Regions from separate parts of the Homo sapiens genome. Here regions 2 and 3 are each linked to region 1. The links are chromatin contacts, found by Hi-C or POLR2A ChIA-PET in ENCODE. All regions are on one chromosome and are shown on one strand. Each heading gives the region's core, a stretch centred on a gene start or an enhancer-like site at or near the end of the contact. The rest is flanking DNA. Distances are from core to core; before and after follow the strand shown.

What was found. A loop is a pair of places that touch in the nucleus more often than their neighbours do. ChIA-PET counts read pairs that join two places held with the same protein, here RNA polymerase II (POLR2A). Pooled maps may share reads with other maps.
Region 2: a loop to region 1 is called in a pooled map, with 3 times the contacts of the local background. The contact joins the promoter of AKAP7 here to the promoter of NCOA7 in region 1. A Hi-C loop is called at or near these places in 3 of 50 pooled maps. POLR2A ChIA-PET finds 5 or more read pairs at or near these places in 2 of 52 experiments (CD8-positive, alpha-beta memory T cell and activated B cell).
Region 3: a loop to region 1 is called in a map of naive thymus-derived CD4-positive, alpha-beta T cell, with 7 times the contacts of the local background. The contact joins the promoter of ASF1A here to the promoter of NCOA7 in region 1. A Hi-C loop is called at or near these places in 1 of 168 maps with a recorded cell type or tissue (naive thymus-derived CD4-positive, alpha-beta T cell), 1 of 37 single-sample maps with no recorded cell type and 9 of 50 pooled maps. POLR2A ChIA-PET finds 5 or more read pairs at or near these places in 1 of 52 experiments (GM12878).

The regions. Positions count from the first base shown.
Region 1 is chr6:125,789,710-125,792,672 of GRCh38, reverse strand. NCOA7 (nuclear receptor coactivator 7) reads right to left here and starts at 1,713. Exons shown (of 16, transcript NM_181782.5): 1 at 1,606-1,713. RefSeq lists enhancers at 1,131-1,230, 1,426-1,926, 1,927-2,427 and silencers at 1,451-2,290, 2,881-2,963.
Region 2 is chr6:131,133,755-131,136,716 of GRCh38, reverse strand. AKAP7 (A-kinase anchoring protein 7) reads right to left here and starts at 1,250. Exons shown (of 8, transcript NM_016377.4): 1 at 935-1,250. The coding sequence starts at 953. RefSeq lists enhancers at 623-682, 1,119-1,619 and silencers at 943-1,052, 1,203-1,292.
Region 3 is chr6:118,892,583-118,895,600 of GRCh38, reverse strand. It overlaps ASF1A (anti-silencing function 1A histone chaperone), which reads right to left and starts at 1,449. Exons shown (of 4, transcript NM_014034.3): 1 at 1,079-1,449. The coding sequence starts at 1,187. The region is part of intron 8 of MCM9 (minichromosome maintenance 9 homologous recombination repair factor); the gene reads left to right. RefSeq lists silencers at 255-784, 1,575-1,714 and an enhancer at 1,165-1,254.

The DNA of each region.
Region 1 (2,963 bases), core at 464-2,963:
GAGAAAACAGTTTAAATTGTGTATCTATATCACACATTTTGAATCATTTAAGAATCACAGACACTTCTACATGTTTTATTTCTACTTTTGCCTGTGATAAAAGACATGATAATTAGATCAAACCTGAAAAACTCAACTCTAAAATAAGTGAATACATCACTTATTAACCAAATCATTGTTTCCTCTGGCGTAACTTACAATTTTCTTTAAAACACGACTTTTACTTTTTAAATTGTGTTTGAGAGCACAGTTGAAGTTGGCATGATTACCAGTGAGACTGGAAATTTTGCAAGCTTAGACATGAAATGAACTTAAGAGTTGGGGAGAATTACCTCATAACCTTGATGACATATTACAGAAAGATAGCATATGGTCCTAAAGATGTCAGAATTGAAATATAAATGTTAAAATAACTGAGTTTGCCTATTTATACAAAGAGGCAATTTTTGAAATTCAATTAAATTTCACCGGCTACAGAACAATTCTGTGATTCTAAATTGTGGTTTTTAGATGAAAGCTTGAAACACAGTTCATTCATTCAACAAATAACTAATGGGTACTTATTCTGCATAAGATGCAGAAGATTACAGGATTTAAAAAAAAACAGATTCAAGATTCTGTCCTATTTGAGCTTATACTGAGTCACTTCTCCAAATCTCTATACCTAAGTGACTATAAAATTGGAGCTTACAGTGATGCATTTTTCAAAACTTTAAGCCTTATTGCTGAATATAAAATAAAAAATGATAGTCTGGGAAGAGGGAATCTTGCCAAAAGCTCTGATGTATAAACTTTACACCTAGAGGAGAAAAAAAGCATTAATACATAACCAGTTTCTGAGAAATACAGAGCATAACATCGAGTTGGAAGTTAGGCTGGGCACAAGGCTGCCTCTGCTGGCTGACCCGGTACATCTTTCCAGCAGAATCTCAACTCCCGACACCTGTATCAAAGTTGCCACTCTTAAAACACATCCCTTCACGTAAGCAGAGGCTCCTAAATACTCAGCACAACAATATCCCAGCCTCATCGATCTCCAGAATAATCTGACTTCTAGAAGGACCTTCTCTAAATTGGCCCTAACGTGTTGACGGTAAGGGTTTGCCCCATCGATTTTATATACCAACTAGCTAGCTCTGAAATACACAAAAATCCACAGCGACTTCTACATGCCACTAATAACCCTTTGCCTGTCTACATGTTTTGGCTAGAAAGATGGGAAGAACGCATCTGCTAATCCAGCCGGAAAAACACAGTGACATATTTCCACCTGAGCTGCTGAAAATCCAACGGTCTTCTCCCCAAATAAGCCCCATGCCAACCTGTCCTCCCCACTCTCGTACTGGCGCGCACCCCCACGAGCCCCCCAAGGGGTGGGCGGGGAAGGGTCAATCTCTCCTTCGCCCCCGCTCGGCCTCCCGAGCTCAAGCAGAGGTTTTCAGGTTCACAGGGGGCTACGCCCAGCGCCATTAGCACACCTCCGAGCGCTCCACCGAGCCCCCGGCGGGAGGCAAGTTTGGCCGGTCCTGGACCCTGCTCGCGGCCTCTCGGCGGCAGCATCAGCGGCGGGCGGCGGCGAGGGCTGGGCCCCGCCTCACCACCTACCTACAGGGCGGGGGCGCCGGCTCCTGGGGTCCGGGAGAAGGGGATCGGTCGCATGCATTTCTGGGAGCGGTGGCCTCTGCTGCTGGGCGCCGGGGAGCGCATCCTCTCGGCGGGTGGAAGGAGGGGTCAGGGGAGGACCGTACGCCGAGGAGGAGCAAGAGGAGGAGGCGGGAGCTCCGAGGCGCGCGCCCGCGGGGCCCCGCGTCCGGATCGGGTGTGCGCAGCCGCCGCAGTCGGGGTGTCTTAGGCCTCTTCCCACGCGCGACGCCTCGCCAGCCCCGCAGCTGCGCCCCCCGTCAGGGCATGGGCCGCTACGGGGTCCCGGGCCCGGCTGAAGGCGGGCAGTCACGGGTGGCGCGACGCTGTGCAGACGCCCGCCTCTAGCTCCTCCCGGCCAGTGGCGCGCGCTGCGCCTCACAGCGGTTGCGGGGGCCTGGGAGCTCGCGCCGGGCTCTGCCGCTCGGACTGCAGTTGCGGCATCCTCCCCGCCCCCCGCGACCTCCGAGCTGGGAGGCTGGGCACCCCGGCTACCCGCGGCTGCTGCAGCCTCCGCTGCCGCGATCCCGGCGGCTCCGCCCCGGAGAGCTGCGCGTGCGGCCTCCGCAGGCCTCGGCCCTTTGTGGCGCCTCCCGAGTGCGGGCGCCTTGCTGCCCCAGCGAACCGCCGCCTGGCAGCGGCACCTAGGAGGGTCCTCTTACCTCACCCCGGGCCGCTTCCCCCTTACAGTTGGCCCGCCTGGCCCCTACTCTTCGTGGGAAGTAAGGCTTTGACAGCAGAGCAGGAGTTAGAGCTTTTCCCCAGCTTTAAAGCCCTTTGACTTTCCTTCCAGCTCAGGACCGATGGCCACAATAAATTCATCCTGTGTCCCTTCTGGCGTTGCGTTTAACAGAGGGGCCCACCATCTCCTTCCCCCTCCCGTTCCCGGTACACCATCCTGGATGCTGCCAAATTGCAGTCATTACAGCAATAAGAACATAGCAGTTGGGCCCTCCAGCCGACTCTTGGCAGAGACTCGAGAGAACCTTGGAGGGGGAAGGTTTGCATCAGCTGCGGGGCCTGTGCCTGTGAGCTCCCCATCCCCAGTTGGGTGCTGTTCCCTCTGCGGTCCCATGACCAGCACTGCAACATGACTAGGAGGATCTGGCCGTGGAGTTCATTCACTCTTATACGCAGAAAAATATCCCAAGGAAGGGCCTGCAACTACTCTGTTAACAGTGTGTTACAGGCCTTCCACACAGATAAACTAGATAGCAGCCTCCTCTGGGTTGTTGACGCAGCTTAAGCTGTAATAACCTCTCTGGAAGGCGGAGCAAAGCGTTAACAGTGGTGGCTTTGGCATTTCAGCAGCAGGTGGTCAT
Region 2 (2,962 bases), core at 1-2,500, 5.3 Mb before region 1:
GTTAATAGTGTCCGAAAATGGATGAAAGGAGGAAGTAACCTCCACAAACATCTTAAACTTTATGAGTAAGGAAAATATACAGATATGCTAACAGGATCCTGAATTGCAAAGCCACGGCACTTAAACAAGGAACTGGAGTATGGCTCTTTTCTCCTTAACAATTTCCATTCCCATGCATTTCCTAAATGCAAAAACTCACTGTCATCATTCACTTAACAATTGTCAACATATTCACACGATTAACTGCTATTTATATAGTACACTTTAACGTTTTTATGCTTTTTATACTCTTCTATGAGTTTATCCTATGAAACTCTTGCAGAGGAGCACCTTTTCTCTAATTGGTTTGCGGACCCTTTTACCGAAAGTCCACCCCTAACTCGCTCTATCACAAAGTTCAGTTCACAACAAACGCTGACCTAAACTGGAAATTCATTCCGGGCGCTAGTGTAGACTTGGCGCCAGTTTTAAAAGCGGTCATGTCCAAACCTGGCAGAAAATCCTAAATGAGACAGTATGGTGGTTCGGGTGCTTAATATTTGTGATATAAGATAAAATCGAAATTTTACTAGGTTTTGTTTACATTTACCCACATCAACACCGTCGGAAGGAATGTGTACTGGCATGAACTTTGTGCAAAGGGTCACAGGATGAGAAAGGGAGAAAGAAAAGTGAAACTCGGGGATGGGCTCATACCCCCGCCTCCTGTCGGACCCACAATGCGTGCATTAAAACGCTTCGCTACAGGCAGCACTGATGTACACCCCGGTTGCACCGGGCTTCTCGGTGCTACCCTGAGTCCTTTTGGGAAGGAGGGAGACTCGGAGAAGGGCCGGCGCGGGTCAGGCCCTCCCAAAGTTCGAGCGCAGAGCAGGCCCAGGCCCCCGCGGCTCCTGTCGCCCCCGCCCCGGCCCGCTGGACAGCCCGGTCTCACCCGCTTCGGGGCGCTCCATGGTCGCGGCGCATGCGGGCGGCGCGTCTGGGCTGGCGGCAGCGGCGGTGGCGGGCCGCGTCCCGGGGCTGGAGGCGAGGCCGAGGCGGAGGCCAGGGCGGGGCTCGGGGCCTGAGGGCGGTGCGCTGGGCCGGCGCGGGGTCCAGCGACAGGCTGCGGGGGCCCGGGCGGCGGAGGCCAGGCCTGCGGAAGCGCGGAGCTTCCCAAGCCGCAGCCCCCGCGGCAGCGGCAGCAGCGGCGGCGGCAGCCGCAGCAGCCGCAGCACCCGCATGCCAGGCCGGACGCCGGAACAAGCCAGAAGGGGCCGACCCGAGTCGCCGGTGGTACCCGGATTCGGGCGAGAGGCGCGGACGCGCTCGGGCAGGGCGGGGGAAACTAGGGCCGGCGACTGCGGCGTCACGGCAGCCCAGGTCGTCTCGACTCTGCAATGCGACGCTGGGTCTTCGCCTGCCTGCCGAGCCCCGCGGCCTCCGACGGCCTTTGGCAGCCCTCATTTATTTCCCGTGGCGCAGCCTTGCCCCTCCCACGCTTTCAAGGGCGAGATTGGGACTAGGATGAAAGAATTCTCTGGCCTGGTGTCTTTTGAGAATCCATGTGCTTAGTTTTGCAATCAGGGTTCTGATTGCAGAATATTTGGGAAGAGCGAAATGTACAAGAACGAGACCTTGTACTTCTGTATAATGAGATACTTTATTTACCTTACTTTTAAAAACTGCAAATTGTGACAAAGTCTCTAATTTTTAACAATGATGTTATGTTTAGACATTAAGAGGAAACCAGTTGCTGGTTCTTGTAGTATAAGGTACTGCAGTGAGTAAATTGGGAGAAAAAGAAATTTACTTAGTTTAAAAAAATAAAAACCTTTCACTTGAAACGGAATGCTATTGGGATTGGTTTTAGTGCGAAGAAACCAGGGGTTAAGAACATTAGGTGCATCCGTCCACAAATTAGCGCCTTTCGTGAATAATAACACTTCGCTTATGTTGAATGCATCGTAGAATAGGGATGGAAGAAAAGAAGACCCCTACACAGCCACAACAGCTGGCGTAAAGGCTGCACACTAGAAGTCGGCAAACTAGTTACTCTGATTTTCAAATAATTCTAACACGTTGAGTTTCTGATGCCCATTTATGGGCTGGTAGGAAAGTACAACCAGTTCCCCTAATATTTATTTAATGCTTGAGCTCTGTGCTGAGGATGTGCAGGTAAGACAGGTCTTTTACTTATGGAGCTGATCATATAATAGCAGAGAAAGAAACATAAGTAACTGCGGAAATAAAAGCTGCAAAAATGTGGTCCACATTCATAGTGAAGAGGATGAGAATATGCCACCCCAAATATGCCACTTCAGCATAAGGATTATTCTTGAGCTTAAAACAGTTCAGAAACTAAAGACTCAGGAACAACTTTGACCTCCCCCTTTCTGCCTAAAAGCAGGACATAAATTTCCCTTCGTAAAGGTGACATAAATTTTTATTTTTAAAGCTTTACCAGGCCGGGCCCAGTGGCTCACGCTTGTAACCCCAACACTTTGGGAGGTCAAGGCGAGTGGATCACTTGAGTCCAGGAGTTTGAAACCAGCCTGGGCAACATAGCAAAACCCTGTCTCTACCAAAAATACAAAAATTAACCAGACGTGGTGACCCATGCCTGTAATCCCAGCTACTCCAGAGGCTGAGGTGGGAGGATCGCTGGAGCCCAGGAGGTGGAGGTTGCAGTGAGCTGAGATGATGCCATTGCACTCCAGTGTGGACAACAGAGCCAGATCCTGTCTCAAACAAACAAACAAACAACAAAGCTTTACCACTCACCCATACCAGAAAGAGGAGAATGAGTCTTACCTGCATAACAAACCCATACATTTTCTAGTAACCTTCCCATACTGCAAAAAGGCTAAGCCCCCTTTTCCTTTGTCTAGCCTCTCCACACTTTATCATCGTTAAAATGGTATAGAAGCCCCCAGTTCTAACTGCCTCTTCGGGCTTTTAGTTCTTTCCTGTGAAGCATCTA
Region 3 (3,018 bases), core at 200-2,699, 6.9 Mb after region 1:
TAGAAAAAATACCAAGAATTCTTGGACTGACATGAGGAGTTGACCTTAATTTCCTAGCCTACGTTTGTGTTTTATGTTTAGGGTGTGTTCTGTATTTGGATGTGGAGTTATTTTAGATTTCAACACGGTCTTGAAGAAAGTCTTCCTTCAGACTATTTATAAGGCAGAGATTAAGTCCTGGAAATTATTTAAGTATCTTATTTCTGCTTTTAGGTTAAATGTAACTTCCTACCTCAGCTCTATTTCTCTTCCTGAAATTAGCTTTTCGTCATTAGGGGAAAGGAGTCCACGTTGGTTGGGGAGCCTGCGCGCCAGCATCCCGGCGCATCCCGGGCGCCGGCCGAGGAGGACCGGCCGAACAGGACCCACGGCCCCCGGGGAGCGCCGGCGCCCAGCCCGCGGCGCGGAGGGGCCGAGCCTGCGCCCGCCTCCCCCGCTGGTTGGTCGAGGAAGCCAGAAATCAGCGCGAGGACAGCCTCGCTCTCCTCCCCGAAGCGGCCAGGCATGGCCAGCCCGGAGAGTGCGGCGACTCCACCGTGAGCTCTCGAGAGTGCCTGCCTGCCTTTCGCCGGGGGCAGGCGGGCGGCGGGGCAAGAGGAGGCGCCGTGCGCCGGGGTCGCTGGCCCAATTCTCGACTCGGGGTAAGATGGCTCCGCTCCGAACTCGCCGGCGCGACCACACGCACAGCCTCTCCCTTCCCAGCCTCCGTGCTCGGGCCCGGAGGGTCGCGGAGGCTGTTGGCGGCGCGGAGCCAGCCCGGCGCGACCTCAGGCGGCGCAGCGGGAGCGAGTGCGGGTCTCCGAGCTGCCCGCCCGCAGACAAAGCTGACAACATGGCTACCTCCGCTCCTCCGCTCAAACAAGTTCCTCGCAAGTTGAGCCCGGCAGGCGCCTGGGCTGCGGCGGAAAGCCGCGCGCGCCTCGGCGGCCGTCGTCCATCAACTTCAAGTTTCCCTCCGCAGAGCAGCCCGCGGCCGCCAGGCGCCGAACACAGCCGCCCAGCGCGAGGCCCGGCCCGGGAAACTTTCAACGTCTGCAGCCCGCAACTGACAGCCCGGGCGCACGGGCGCCGCACTCACCTTCAGACAGGTCCTCGATGCACTCGAAGGTGATCTCGAACTGGAACGGGTTGTAGAAAGGAGAAGGGTTATCCAGCACCACTACATTGTTCACCTGAACCTTTGCCATATTTTGAAAAAAACACAAACAATGGGAACTGGGGCTGGTTGCGGCACAATAAAGTCCAGCGCGCGGCCGCTCGGGAGAGCGCAGACCCCCGCTCCAGCGCCGGCCAGACGTCGTGCAGCGGCGACTTGAGAAACTTTTTTCCTCTTTTTATTTACACGGGAGCACTCCACAGTGTTTTGCAGCTTTCCTATTTCACTAAACTACAGCCCATTCTGCTCTGATAAGTAGCAGCGTTGCCCTCGATTGGCTGCACCCGAGTTCTGACCCTCCTCCTCCAGCGAGGGCCTCGGCAGCCAGCAAGATGGGCTCCCGCTCCCGGAATGGACTCGGAAACTTTAACTGCGGCTCCACCTGCTGGTGTGGATTAGGACAAAGGCGGAGAACAAAGTGAGTGGAATAAGGGCTGGGAGGCCCGCGCGGAGGCCGCCGGCGGCGGCGCGGAGAGGGGCGGAGGGGGCGTGGCCGCGGCGGGGAGGCGTGGCTGCGGCGGGAGGGCGCGATCCGGCCGACGCCCGCCCCTCCAGTTGGCTTCGTGTGGGTGTTTTGGCGTTTTTTTGTTTTTTTTTTTGTTTTTTTGGTTTTTTGATTTAACGCTCTTTTTACATCAGTGCAACAGCTTTGCCGGCCTTGCTGAATTTAGCAGATGAGAGTCGGTGTTTACACTGGGTTAGGTTCAGCTTTCTGCGTATCGGGTAGTATTTGGAGTAGAGAGAAAGATTGGCTGCAGGGGAAATAAATTGCATGTTATAGACCGATGTCAGCTCGAAAGGAGCAAAGCCATTTTGGAAATCTAGCTCTTGGCCAGTATCTACGTTTAGGCACGACAGCGCCGTTAAGCAACACAAAATGAAGGGCGAGGAATGATTTTCTACACACTGTGCTTGGAAAATTTAAATAGGTAACCTTTGGGCTTGCACCTGGGCGTCTTCTTCGGAGTCCAGATCTGGGAAGTCCTAGAATAAAAAAAAATCACAAGAGGTGTGATCAGTTATACTTCAGGTTACTGCCATTTGGAGAGCATAGCAGGAACATAAAAGGAGAAAATGGAAGTGTTAGGAGACCAACAGGGCAACAAACGTAATAGAGATGGGAAAAAGAACACAAAGACATAGCAAGACATTTGATCTTCAAAAAAATTTCTGACCTAAACCGTTAGTAAAGCAAATTCTGAGGAGCCCTTGCTTGCCTGTAACCAGTTGAGGTCTGAACTGAGGAAATGTTGATTCGTTTATGCTGCTTGGCTACCATTGCGGGGAAAGAGAAAGCTTTAACATATTTGTGAGCCTAAACCGTTTCTATTTAGTAAGTGGTATAAAGGTTTGTTTTATTATCTGCTAGCCATAAACCATCATTTTTTTCCTTAAATGTTGTGAATGAAACCACCAAACTTGGCCAAATTCAGAGAGAAAATTAATTCTTAAGTATGTGTTCTGGAAGAGTTTTCTCTTAGTATAGTGCCCAGAATTTTGATTTGTCATTCTTTGGTCATTGTTCATACTTAAGTAGGTGGCTTTTGATGAAACGTTTTCATCTGATGGTCTTTTGAAAGTTAATGTGAGACAGCTAATGTCAACCCCTCGTACATTTAGGAAAACCGGTTAGAGTGGGGAAGAGTTCCCTTTTTTTGTCAGTGGATTGAACAGTTAGATATAGGACCTACCAAAAAACACTTCTTCAAGCCAGTTGTTTGTGACATTAGAGTATTAAGAGTCAAACCATGGTGATAGACACAGATTTTTGTGGCTGATAAACAACATACTCTTCATTCTTATTAGTGCTGGTCCTAACACTAGCAGATAAAGTGGAAATTGCTGTATGCTGTAAGACACTC